Regions from separate parts of the Homo sapiens genome. Here region 1 is linked to region 2. A link is a contact called in ENCODE Hi-C or POLR2A ChIA-PET data. All regions are on one chromosome and are shown on one strand. The core of a region is the stretch at or near the end of the contact, and the rest is flanking DNA. Distances in the headings are between cores, read along the strand shown. Region 1 holds the start of SLC36A1 (solute carrier family 36 member 1). Region 2 holds the start of TCOF1 (treacle ribosome biogenesis factor 1).

Region 1 (3,749 bases), core at 5-2,504, 1.1 Mb after region 2:
TGGTGAACCTCGTCTCTACTAAAAATACAAAATTAGTCGCGCGTGGTGGCACGTGCCTGTAATCCCAGCTACTTGGGAGGCTGAGACAGGAGAATCGCTTGAATCCAGGAGGCAGAGGTTGCAGTGAGCCAAGATTGCACCACTGCACTCCAGATGGGGCAATAAGAGCGCAACTTTGTCTCAAAGAAAAAAAAAAGCGTGTTGTTTAATTTCCACATATTTGTGAATTTTCCAAGATTCCTCCTGTCATTGATTTCTAGCTTCATATTATTATGGTCTGAAAGAATATTAATATGATTTCAATCTTCTTAAATTTAAGGCTTGTTTTTTGGACTAGCATATGGTCTATTCTAGAGAATGTTTCAAGTGTGTTAGAGAAAAAATGTGTATTCTGTTTCTGTTGAATGGAAAGTTCTGTATATATCTGTTAGGTTCATTTGGTTTAAAGTGCAATTCAAGTTCATTATTTCCTTATTTTCTCTCTAGTTGCTCTATCCATTGTTGAAAGTGGGATATTGACCCTCCTACTATTGTGTTGCTATCTATTTCTCCCTTCATGGCCATTAATATTAGTTGTATGTATTTAGGTGCTCCAATTTTGCATGCATATATATTTACAGTTGTGTCTTCTTGATGAATTGACCCCTTTATTATTAAACAATGATCTTCTCTGTCTCTTGTGACAGTTTTTGACTTGAAGCCTATTTGTTACATAATTGTTAAAGGAAAAGTCTGTAACAAGGAGGTAAAAGGAGAAGCCTAGATAATACAATACTGAAATGTTGCCATCCATTTAAAAATGTTACTTTAAAAATTTGAATGTATTAAAAGATAATGTTGCCCTACCCCACAGTTCCATTTCCAGTAGCAACCACAGATGATAGTTTGTGTATGCTTCTGAAAAATTGGAAGTTTTAAAAATATGCATATTTCTTATTATAAAAGCAATACAAACTCATCGAGATGTGTAAAAGAAAATACAGCCAGTGTAAAAATTAGCAATATTTCACAAACCCACAACTCAAGGGACAGTGCTCTTCGACTGGACTCTGCCCCATGCCCAAGATCAATGCCCTGTTCAGTTCCTATTCGCAGTCCCCAGCGCCCAGGAACATAGTCCTTCCAGCAGTGGCAGTAATAGGTCGCCAGGTGGTGCTGTGGAGCAGAGCTCCGGAGCTCAGTGAGAAAAAAGGCGCGGCCGCTCAAGGGAGCACGTGACCTCGGCCTCTGGCGTGGGCGGTGGGATCACGTGATGAGGTCCGGAAGCGGCTGCCGGGCAGCAAAGGAGGATGGCGAGGGGCTGATACTGAACCCGGGAAGGGTGGGCTGTGCTGAAGCCAGAGCCGGAGCCGGAGCTGGGGCCAGAACCCGAGCAGTGAGTTCCTCCACTGGCTGCCGGCTGGCGGCGCTCGCCGCCTTGGGCAGGACCCACCTCGCCTTCCTCCCGGCGTGGCAGATGCTCCAGGTCAGGCACTGGATCCGCCCGGGCTGTGGGTCCGCGACTCCTTGGCGTCCCCGGGCCGCAGCTGCGGTACGACGCTGACACCCCTCTGTGAATTGGGCGAAGCGTGGAGATCCCTTGTCCCTCGCGCTATCTCCCTTGACCTCGTGGGGTTGGGATCTCACCGTCCTGTTTGACTGACAGGTGGGGGAAACTGGGGTAGATGGTGAAGATAACCCAAAGGACCATCTAGGGCGTCTTTCACGCTTCGCACAGGTCTCCCCGTTTCCAGCAAATGTCTTGCCCGCTGCGGGAGCGCTGCTTGAGACAGGCTCATAATGGGTCTTTGGGTCAGAACTGCAAGGACGCTGGGAAGTCGTCTGGTGCAGCTCCCTCCTAGGACAGTTGGAGAAACTGAGCCCTTACTCCGGGAAGGGGTAAGGGCTTGCCTAAGGTCATCCAGTGAGTTAATCGGAGACCCGGAGACCTGCGACTAGAATGCAAATGTTCCTAAGCTTCAGCAGCTGTTTGCTTTTCGCCACACCGCCTCCTGCGGGAAACTTCACCTGTGAAAAGGCACTCCTTTCTGTCCCTTTCTCTTTTAGTCCTCTCCCTTTTTAGCTGTCTGCATTTTCCACCGCTGGGGTTGGATTTGCTCTGGGTGTGGTTCCCTGTTTGTTCATTATTTTTCTGCAAACTCATCCTTCTGTAGGTTTGGTTTCTAACCTTCCTGCATTCTATGTAAGTCACACCAAAATATGAAATATGAATCGGAATGTGCTTCTGGGAAGATAGGTGGCTGAGCCGAGGTTGTGGAGAGCCCTGACGTTAACTTGAAGAATGTAAAGACCTTTGCTTTATTTTTTCTGTAACTTGTCAGATTTGGGATTGCTTATTTGGATGGACGTTTTGCAGTTATTTGAATTTTGCTGAAGATAGCATCATGGTGCAATGGACAGAACAGAGATTGGGGAATCAGGATATTTTGTCCTAGCTCTGCCGCTTACCTGGCAACCTTAAGTGACTCGCGTTTGGGTTTCTCAGTCTAGACAGTGATGGAATTGAATTCTTAAGGGCCCCTTCTGCTGTGATCTGGATGTTGTGCATCTTTCTAGGCTTGTTTTTTTGTTTGTTTGTTTTTAAATAGAGATGAGGTCTCACTATGCTGCCCAGGCTGATCTCAAACTCCTGGGCTCAAGTGATCCTCCCACCTTGGCCTCCCAAAGTATTGCGATTACAGGGGTGTGAGCCAGTGCCCCTGACCAGGGTCTGTTTGTTTTTTTATTCCGAGAGATTTTACCCGCTGTGTACACTGAGTATCAGCCTTGCAACAAGACTTAATCTAATTGTGTAGGAAGCAGTTTCCTCTGCTTATTCCTCTGTTGCTATAAAATCCTCCTCCTCTTTCTTCCTATCTCTGTATTATGTCTAAGCTAAATACTAACAGCTGAAAATGATTTTTAACTGTCTGTTATTATTTTAAACATGATCAGGGCCCTCTTCTGACTCTTGTCTAGAGCCTCGTTTACAGTAATTAACTTACTTGTACATTTAGAACATGTTTTCGTTAAAAATGTTCTTGAAGTCAAGTGGAAAGGGACAAACTTTGTGTTTGTCTGGGGATGGAGGCTACGTGCAGCAGAGGCTGTGCTGATAACAGCTTTAAGCCTCTCCCTTTGTTTTCTGATTGTATCGTTTATATTCGCCTGCTCTGGAGTCCTTGTTTTCCCTTTAAGGCATGTAGCTGTTCATTCAGCCTCCTCTTGTGGCAGTTCGAAGTGCTCAGAGTTTTCTCTGTTCCAAAGGCGGTGTAAGAAAAAGGGATTCCATTTATTTTATAATATTCTGGAGACTACAACTGGGACCAATAGATGAAAGTGCCATAAGGGAAGGGTGTTTGGTAAGTGTTAAAAACTTTCAAAGAATTAGTGGTCTCCTGTATTAGAACACTGAGCACGGAGCTCCCTGTCACTGGAGGTAATCGTCTCTGGGCAATTACTTCGGGGATGTTGTAGATGAAATTAGATTGTTGGGTAGAGGGTTGGACTAGACAAAATTTTAAGTTTTCTTTCAACTCAAGAGTCTGTGACATTCTAGGACTGGACTTACTAGCATGTAGAGTGGATGGAGCAGATGTCCACTTACTAGCATGTGGGATGGATGGAGCAGATGTCCACTTATTACTAGCATGTGGGATGGATGGAGCAGGTGTCCACTTAGTGGCATGTAGAGTGGATGGAGCAGATGTCTGCTTACTAGCATGTGGGATGAATGGAGCCGATGTCCACTTACTGGCATGTAGAGTGGA
Region 2 (3,867 bases), core at 259-2,758:
TGTGACTCCAGTGCAGCTTTTAAACACTATATTATTACATAAGAAAACACTATCCTTTTCCTTCCTGCACTTACCCGCTGTTTGTAACACTGTATTGTATGACTATTAGTTTAGTATGTGTCTCCTCCGTTAGACTGTAAGCTCTATTGGAGTAGAGACAATTCCATCACTAGACTGTAAGCTCTATAGGAGTAGAGACTATTCCATCCCCAATGGTAGGTACTCAATAAATATTTGCTCAAGAAAATGGGAAATGTTGAATGTGTACAGACACATAACATTTTCCATTCAAGTTCAAGACAAAGATAACCACATACCTGGACCTCCTAGGGTTAGGGACTCCTGCGCCCGTAAGAAACATGCTGCCCTCAGATTCTCAATGGGTCGGTGAAGTTAAGAACAGCTCACTCTAACATTCTCCAGCCTACCTCACCTTTTCCCTGCCATCCTTCCCTCAACAACTACAACAGCCTCACATTTAGTATTAATGGTATGTGCTTTGGTTTTAGCAATCTTTTAAAAACACAAAACAGGGTCAACCTCCTCGGAAAAGCCAGTCAGAGACTATCTAATGCCCTCAGAGCAAAGTCCAAACTCTGTTGGGGGTGGGGGAGTTGTAGGCCTTGTCTACTTCTTCATCCTCATGTGCCCTCATTTGTTCCCTCTTCCCCACCTCACCCCACCCCACCTGGACAGCCCAGCAGCGCAGACTAGGGGTTCTGGGTTTAGGGTTCCCAGGCAATAGCAGGGTGTTTTCTCATGCCTAGACTCATGCAGTGCCCTCTGCCAGTCCTCTCCTTTGCACCCAGCAATTTCGGGTGTCTTTATGCCTCAGCTTAGATATCTCTCTGGGGTTCGGTGCTCCTCCTTGGGGCGCCCATAGGCTGCATCTGTCCCTGACAAGGCACACAAGATATTGAACTATAGTTGCTTGGTTACGGACAGTCGTCTCTGTGAGCTTTGAGGGCAACTGCCATGTATTATGCATCTTTTGAATCCCCCTAGCCTAGCCGGGTGCTAGCCCAAGTTAGGTGCTTATTACAGATTTGTTCAGTTAGCGAATGAATCAATGAATAAACTGGCAATTCGTGTCTGGTTCATGGGCACCAAAAACCGTGCGAAATGGATAAATGAGCAGGTAATGGCAGTACAAAGTTCGGATCTAGAGAAAGATCCAGATTAGGGAGTTCAGAGATGAGTAAAACGCAGACCCAGCCATCAGAGAATTAACAAGGAAGATAAATCTCTTCAAGAAGCCAGCCGGAAGGATTAAAAGAGAGTCGTCCAAGTCCCGGCCGGCCCCGGGGGCGGGTCCCTGTCTAGCCCCGCATGCTCCGCGCCAATGGGCGGTATTGTTGATCACGAGTCTCCGCCCCCTTCGCCTTGAGGGGCGGGGCCGGCCACTCCCGGAGAGGGGACTACGTTTCCCGGCGCGCCGCGCGGCCGGAGCGAAAGAGGAGCCGGAAGTGTGGCGCGCGAGGTCTAAGGGCGCGAGGGAAGTGGCGGGCGGGGACTAAGGCGGGGCGTGCAGGTAGCCGGCCGGCCGGGGGTCGCGGGTATGGCCGAGGCCAGGAAGCGGCGGGAGCTACTTCCCCTGATCTACCACCATCTGCTGCGGGCTGGCTATGTGCGTGCGGCGCGGGAAGTGAAGGAGCAGAGCGGCCAGGTAAGCGTTCGTGGGCCGTGTGCGAGGGCCGCGTGCAAGATGTGGAGATCAGCGGCCCGCGGCCCGCGCCCCGTCCCCAGGCGACCCGGCAGGCGCCCGGAGCCGGGTCCCGCAGTGCTCGACGGCGCGGCCAGGGGTACCGGAGGAGCCGCAATCTCTGCCTTCCCACTGCGACTTCAGTTCCCCTGGGCCTCACTTTCCTCATCCGGGCAGTGGGTTGGGCCAGAAAGTGTGCTCGCAGGGGCCGAACTTTGTAATTCCCGCTTCCCTTACCTCCACGCCCTTCCTGGTAGCGGGTATTTTAAGTTTCCTAAGTCTCCCGCCACGTGGCTAGGCTCTGCGCGGCCCCCCCTGGGGCAAGGAGGTTGCTGCGAGTCTCGGGGGTGGATTGCGACCAGCCCCTCGGGGGAGCGCCTGGAAAAGGGACCCTACAGCCTCTTAGTTGAGCTGGAACTCAGGCCTTTAGCGATTGTCTGTACTGAGACGGTCAGCTTTGGTACTCGAACTCGTGGTACAGTCATTTCTTACTTGATTAATTCAACTGTTAATCCGGTACTCAGGGTGCTTCCTGGTGTTCGAATGGTGAGCACCATCTCTCAGCCCTCCTGGAGCTTACACTCTAGTAAGGTAGACAAATCAAAGAATCACAAAAGTGACTATATGCTTAGCACCGCAATAAGTGTTAAGAATGAGAGGGATGGGCCGGGCACGGTAGCTCACGCCTGTAATCCCAGCACTTAGGGAGGCCGAGACTAGCGGATCACCTGAGGTCAGAAGTTCGAGACCAGCCTGGCCAACATGGTGAAACACCGTTTCTACTAAAAATACAAAAATTAGCTGGGCATGTTGGCGCACGCCTGTAATCCTGGCTACTCATGTGGCTGAGGCACAAGAATTGCTTGAACCCGGGAGGCAGAGGTTGCAATGAGTCAAGATCGTGCCACTGCACTCCAGCCTGGGCGATAAAGCGAGACTCTGCCTCAAAAAAAAAAGAGAGATGGATGGCAGATTGCCCTGGTCAGGAATAGCTGAGGTGTAAATGCCTTGTGGTGGGAGGGAACTTGTGTACACACTGGCCTGGAGAAAGTCCACTCTCTTGAGCCCAGGAATTTGAGGATACAGTATGAGCCATGATCATGCCACTGCACTCCAGCCTGGGCAACAGAGCAAGACACTGTCTCAAAAAAAAATTTTTTTTAAGTCCATAGCAGGCCAGGTACGGTAGCTCACGCCTGTAATCCCAGCACTTTGGGAGGCCGAGGCAGGCGGATCACTTGAGGCCAGGAGTTCAAAACCAGCCTGACCGACATGGTGAAACCCTGTCTCTACTAAAAATGCAAAAATTAGCCATGCATGGTGGCATGCACCTGTAGTCCCAGTTACTCGGGAGGCTGAGTCAGGAGAATCACTTGAACCCAGGAGGCAGAGGTTGCACTGAGCTGAGACTGAGCCACTGCACTCCATCCTGGGTGACAAGGCGAGACTCCATCTCAAAAAAAAAAAAAACGTCCATAGTGGCTGAAGTGTGAAGTACAAGGGCCAGATGCCCCTGGGGAGATGGAGGCAGGGGCTGGCTGGAGTGGTCTGGTGGGCAGTTTGATCTTCCTTGGAAGAGCAGTGGTAAACCAATGGAGAGTTTTGAACTGGTGAGACAGTATCCTAAGTAGTCAGATCCCTTTGCCCTGTGGTGTAGGCTCTGCTCCTAATGCTTGCTCTCAGAACCTCCTGGAGGGACTAAAGGGTGATGGGCCCTAAGACGTTATGTATGCTTTTCCCAGTTTCTCTGAACCTCACTTGCTCTTCCTACCGCAGCTATGGTACTTCACAGATAAGGGGAGCAAGAGATAGTACCCATCTTCATTGGAGCAAAATATCCTGCCGTCATGGAGCACACATTCTAGTAGGAGCAGACAGGTGACAAATAGAAAAAGTTTAATAAGTTAATGATATAGTATATCCAATGATAGTTGGTGCTTGCTATAAAAGGCAGGCAAGGGGGATAAGGGATGTCAGACTTCGATTATAAGTAGGGTAGTCAAGGAAGTCTCATTGAGAAGGTGTCATTTGGGCAGAGACCTGAAGGAAATGAGGGAGTGAGCTGTGTAGTTAACAGGGGAGAGAACATTCCAGACAAGAAGAATAGCAAGGCCGCGTTAGAGGCAGGGTGGCCTGACACATTTGAGGACAGCAAGGAGGACACT

The links. Hi-C counts contacts between places; a loop is a spot of excess contacts on that map. ChIA-PET counts read pairs that join two places held with the same protein, here RNA polymerase II (POLR2A). Pooled maps may share reads with other maps.
Region 1: a loop to region 2 is called in a pooled map, with 10 times the contacts of the local background. The contact joins the promoter of SLC36A1 here to the promoter of TCOF1 in region 2. A Hi-C loop is called at or near these places in 7 of 50 pooled maps. POLR2A ChIA-PET finds 5 or more read pairs at or near these places in 2 of 52 experiments (A673 and naive thymus-derived CD4-positive, alpha-beta T cell).

What each region holds. Positions count from the first base shown.
Region 1 is chr5:151,446,349-151,450,097 of GRCh38, forward strand. SLC36A1 (solute carrier family 36 member 1) reads left to right here and starts at 1,255. Exons shown (of 11, transcript NM_078483.4): 1 at 1,255-1,465. RefSeq lists an enhancer at 1,235-1,284.
Region 2 is chr5:150,356,189-150,360,055 of GRCh38, forward strand. It overlaps TCOF1 (treacle ribosome biogenesis factor 1), which reads left to right and starts at 1,509. Exons shown (of 27, transcript NM_001371623.1): 1 at 1,509-1,666. The coding sequence starts at 1,559. It overlaps LOC105378226 (a long non-coding RNA gene), which reads right to left and starts at 1,232. Exons shown (of 4, transcript XR_944407.3): 1 at 318-1,232. RefSeq lists an enhancer at 527-696 and silencers at 1,297-1,636, 1,717-1,936.